2 separate regions of the Mus musculus genome follow, and region 1 is linked to region 2. A link is a loop called in an ENCODE intact Hi-C map of the cell type or tissue named here. Cell type or tissue: gastrocnemius. All regions are shown on one strand.

The links. Hi-C counts contacts between places; a loop is a spot of excess contacts. Peaks named below come from ENCODE experiments on the same cell type or tissue, not always from the same donor. Only the 100,000 strongest peaks of a DNase experiment are listed, where the experiment ranks them.
Region 1: a loop joins it to region 2, with 2.5 times the contacts of the local background. A loop is called at or near these places in 3 of 42 quality-filtered maps.

The regions. Positions count from the first base shown.
Region 1 is chr14:31,364,166-31,366,665 of GRCm38, forward strand. It overlaps Capn7 (calpain 7), which reads left to right. Exons shown (of 21, transcript NM_009796.3): 14 at 283-382; 15 at 1,291-1,426; 16 at 2,003-2,078. Among named protein-coding and RNA genes, the nearest start is that of Capn7, 29 kb to the left of the region's middle. In gastrocnemius, no CTCF peak of the experiment used is centred here; a DNase peak (open chromatin) is centred at 1,381.
Region 2 is chr14:31,033,783-31,036,282 of GRCm38, forward strand. It overlaps Pbrm1 (polybromo 1), which reads left to right. Exons shown (of 33, transcript NM_001081251.1): 7 at 2,161-2,277. Among named protein-coding and RNA genes, the nearest start is that of Pbrm1, 16 kb to the left of the region's middle. In gastrocnemius, no CTCF peak of the experiment used is centred here; no DNase peak of the experiment used is centred here.

The DNA of each region.
Region 1 (2,500 bases), 330 kb after region 2:
TAGACAGTCTCAACAGCCTCTTTTATTTTATTTTTATTTTATTTGATGTATATAGGTGTTTGCCTACATGCATATCTTGCACTCTGTGTGTTCTTGGTGCCCTTAGAGGTGGATCCCTAAAACTTAAATTAGAAAACATTGCTAGTCATCATGTGGGTGCTGGGAGAGAATCTGGGCCCTTTGAAGAGTAGCCAGGTACTCTTAACCATTGAACTTCTTCCAGCTTGCTTAAGTTGTTTATTGCTAATTCCTTTTAGATTAACAAAGACATTTAATTTTTAGGAATATTTTGGATTTCCTGGGATGATCTTTGCCAGTATTATGATGTAGTTTATTTGAGTTGGAATCCAGCTCTTTTTAAAGAATCAACTTGCATTCACAGGTAAGTTTTTATACATTTTAGACTATGCTTTATAATATTCTCTACATTTGAAAGATTTAAAATTTTTTAAAAATTATGTGGAGATAGGAATGGGGCTTTGTCCATGAGTACAGGTGTCTGGGAGACTAGAAGAGGGCGTTGGGTGCTCTGGAGCTGGAGTTATAGACAATTGTAAGCCGCCCAGGGTGGGTGCTGGGAACTGAGCTGTGGTTATCTATCTGCAGCAGCAGTACATGCTCTTAACCACAAGCTGCCTTTGCAGTGCCTGTTCCCCACATCACAATTCTCAAATAGTGACCAAATCAGGAGGATCATCAACCCCTCTTTTGGTCATTGCCAGTAGCCATTTTTTTTTTTACTACTTTATTACACCAAAAACTTTTTAAAGGATAAAACAAAAATCCTGATAGCTGTTATGTGCACGCCTTTAATCGCAGCTCTTGGGAGGCAGAGGCAGGCAGATTTCTGGGTTCAGGGTCAATTTGGTCTACAGAGTGAGTTTTAGAACAGCCAGGGCTACACAGAGAAGCCCTATCTCAATCAATCAATCAATAATAATAAATAATAAATAAACAATCCTGATAGCTTAATTGCATTTGAAACACATCACTATCTAAAGTAGTATTTAAAAGGTTAGCCATGAACAGGAGAGATGGCTGAACAGTTAAAAGTTCTTGTTCCTGCAGAGAACCCAGGTTCAGTTCCCAGCACCCACAAAGTGACTGGCAGCCATGTGCAAATAATTCTGGGGGATCTGATGCCCTCTTCTGAACTCTGTAGGCACCAAGCAAACATACATAGGCCAAACATTCATACTTCTAAAATTAAAAAATATCAAAAATATTTATTTTTAAAATGTTTACCTGCATGAGAAATTTAACCATTGATGTCTTTTTGTTTATTTTTAGTACTTGGGATGCTAAACAAGGACCTGTGAAAGATGCTTATAGCCTGGCCAACAACCCCCAGTACAAATTGGAGGTGCAGTGTCCACAAGGGGGTGCTGCAGTTTGGGTTTTGCTTAGTAGACACATAACAGACAAGGTACAGATATCCTTCTAATAACACACCCACAATTCAGAAATTCTTTCAAATATAATTAACTGTTAGGTCCATAATTTTATCACTATTCATTTCCATTTATATAAGTGCTCTGAAAATGTTTTCTCAAGTAAATGAGTATCATTAGGTAGATTTTATTTTATTTATATTTTAGATTTTGTCTTATTTTTATTTTTTTACTGGTCCAGTGGATTGGAGAGGGCTTTATTTGGTCCCAGGGTAAATTTCCTTATTTTATAATTAGATACTGAAGTCTTATTCAGATTCTCTAAAGGAGGAGCTTGCTTTTCAATGAGAACATGAAGGTTGATACATTCTTTAAAACTTACTAAGATTACTATATTCTGGAAGAGATTTGAAAAGTAGGTCATTAGTTTTGATTGTAGAAAGGCTAATTATAATCTTAATCATTTACATAGTAGTCATTTATTCAGAAAAATATGGCTTCTGTAGAACTAAATAGCTGAGGTGCTCTTGAAAATTAGTTTTCTAAACACTTAGAATAGAGAACATCTTGAGTCCGTTTTCCTAACCACTGTGGATTCTCTGTGATTTTAGGATGACTTCGCAAATAACCGTGAGTTTATCACAATGGTTGTGTACAAGACTGATGGCAAGAAGGTTTACTACCCAGGTAAGCCCTGCTGAGCACATGCTGCCGCATTCTCAGACACTGAGCTGGAGAGGAAAGGCTTATGTAGATGGCATGCAGAAATCAATTATAATTATGCTGGTAGACTAACAAAACCCAGCAAAGCATACTGGGTATTTAGGTTGATGTATATGTAAAACGTTTTAATTTTGAAACTCTTAAAATTTAGGCTTATATACTTTTGTACATAATCATCAGAACTTAATTTCTAAAATGTGCCAAGGTTTATAAAGCATCAAAAAGGGAACAGAGGTAAAATGACATGGTCTGATTTTGTCTTTTTAAGAGCATTGGTTTCTTCTAAGCATTTATTACAGCCCCAAATGAGGCAGTTTTATTTGAGAAATGCTGGTGACTTGACCTTGGGTAGTTGTAGAGTAAGACCAAGAGGACAGATTTGAATT
Region 2 (2,500 bases):
TTAGGTTGTCCCCATTACCTTCTCTCATTTCTCAACCTTTCCTGCTGAAACTCTTCCCAACACAGGGCTTGCCTATCTTTATCCATTTATTTCATTTGCATAATTGATGAAAAATAGAGACATCTTACATATTCATATTTATGTCTCTTAAGATTCTTTTATAGCTGCAAGCCTTTTTTTTCCAAAGAGGAAGGCACTTTCAAGCACCTAGTTTTTATTTAAGATAAAATTTTTATATTTTATTTTGCTTTGCTATAAAATCTTAGTTAGAATATAGATTATTTAGGAGCTAGTGGGATGGCTTAAGAGGTTAAGAGTACTGACTACTTCCAGACTCAGTTCCCTGCACCTACATAGTGGGCTACAACTGTAACTCCAAGATCTAAAGCCTTCGCACAGACATACTTGAAGGCAGAAAACATCAATGTACATAAAATAAAAATAATTTTAAAAAAATGAATTAAAAAAAGAATATAGAATATTTTACTTTATTGTACGTCTATGTATATATGATTTTTCAAAGATAGTTTTTAAAACCCTCTAGGATATATTATCATATGATTTAAATTGTCTTATATAGACTGTGTCTTAGGGTTTTACTACTGTGAACAGACACCATGACTAAGGCAACTCTTACAAGGATAACATTTAATTGGGTCTAGCTTATAGGTTCAGAGGTTCAATCCATTTTCATCAAGGTGGGAAAATGGCAGCATCCAGGCAGGCATGGTTCAGGAGGAGCTGAGAGTTCTACATCTTTATCTTAAAGCTGCTAGCAGAATACTGACTTCCTGGCAGCTAGGGCGAGGGTATTAAAGCCCATGCTCACAATGACACACCTATTCCAACAAGGCTACACCTCCTAATAGTGCCACTCATATACAGACCATCACTGCCTGACTTCTAGTTTAAATAAAATATTTCTCATTCTTACTAGCATCGATTTACATAACATATTTTGATTATCTTCAGCCTCCTATTATCATATCTTGCCCCCCTTCACTGCCTCTAAATCTTACAAGTACAGTGTATGGGGTCCTTGGGATCAAACTTAGGGCTTCTTGTATTTAGGCAGACACATTACCAACTGAGCTAAATGTCTAATCTTGAAACTTAAGAATAACTTTCTTATAGTTTATCAACTCCTGGAATAAATGTGTTCGTGCATCCTAATCAGTGTTGCCTGTGAATGTCTCTCAGCACTGGGGCTGGGCTGGGAAGAAGCGTGGGCTTTACAGCTTGAGACGTCATTAAATAAATGTGGAAATACCAGGGCATATGTAATTCAAGTCCTAAGTAACCGTTAATCTTACTTTCTTTTGCACAGAAGTATGAGTTGAAAGTGAAGTACTATTTACTATAAATATTAGTTTGAGACAATCTTGTTACTCAGTGTAGAGATTTCTACAGACATGGGGCTTCTTTGATCAAGTACTGTTTGGGGCACATAATTCTGTGTATCAGAATAGTGACTTAACTAGGTGCGACTAAACTCAAGTTGCTAGGTCTGAAGAACAGAAATGTTGTATATGAGTGTACTTAATCTCTATTTAGTTTTTATTTAATTTGAAGAGCTATGAAGAATTGATATGGGCTGGTGAGATGGCTCAGTGGGTAAGAGCACCCGACTGCTCTTCCGAAGGTCCAGAGTTCAAATCCCAGCAACCACATGGTGGCTCACAACCATCCCTAACGAGATCTGACTCCCTCTTCTGGAGTGTCTGAAGACAGCTACAGTGTACTTATATATAATCAATAAATAAATCTAAAAAAAAAAAAAAAAAAAAAGAATTGATATAGCGAAGTGTGTGTGTGCATGCACATATACATACATAAGTATTTATATATGGCTCAGTTGCTCAGATCCCAAAGGGATATAGATTTCTACATTTACATATATGATATTTTATAGTATTTATTACAAAATTAAGATTCATTATAGAACCTGATCTAAGAGATTTAATTACAGAAATACTACAAGAGCTTCACTAAATTAATGTAGTTCTCAGTTAACAATCAAGGTGCTCTTGAAACTTGAACTTAGGATAAATACTGCTAAGTAGTTGTTCTTTTGAGTTAGCGCTATAATCTTAAAAACTATTTAATAGTTGGCACTTATTTATGGATTTGCTTTTCTTTCTTCACCTCTTTGCCGTCTAGTCTTCTCCAGGTTATCTGAAGGAGATCCTGGAGCAGCTTCTTGAAGCCATAGTTGTAGCCACAAATCCATCAGGACGGCTCATCAGTGAACTTTTTCAGAAACTGCCTTCCAAAGTGGTAAGTGATGTGCTCAGTGACAAACGAATTAAATATTTAATTTTAAATGCTTGAAGAGTTATTTATTAGTTGTAAGTAAGATTAAAGGGACAGTGTTGCTGGGTAGTGGTGGCGCATGCCTTTAATCCCAGCACTTGAGGCAGGTGGATTTCTGAGTTCAAGGCCAGCCTGTTCTACAGAGTGAGTTCCAGGACAGCCAGGGCTACACAGAGAAACCCTGTCT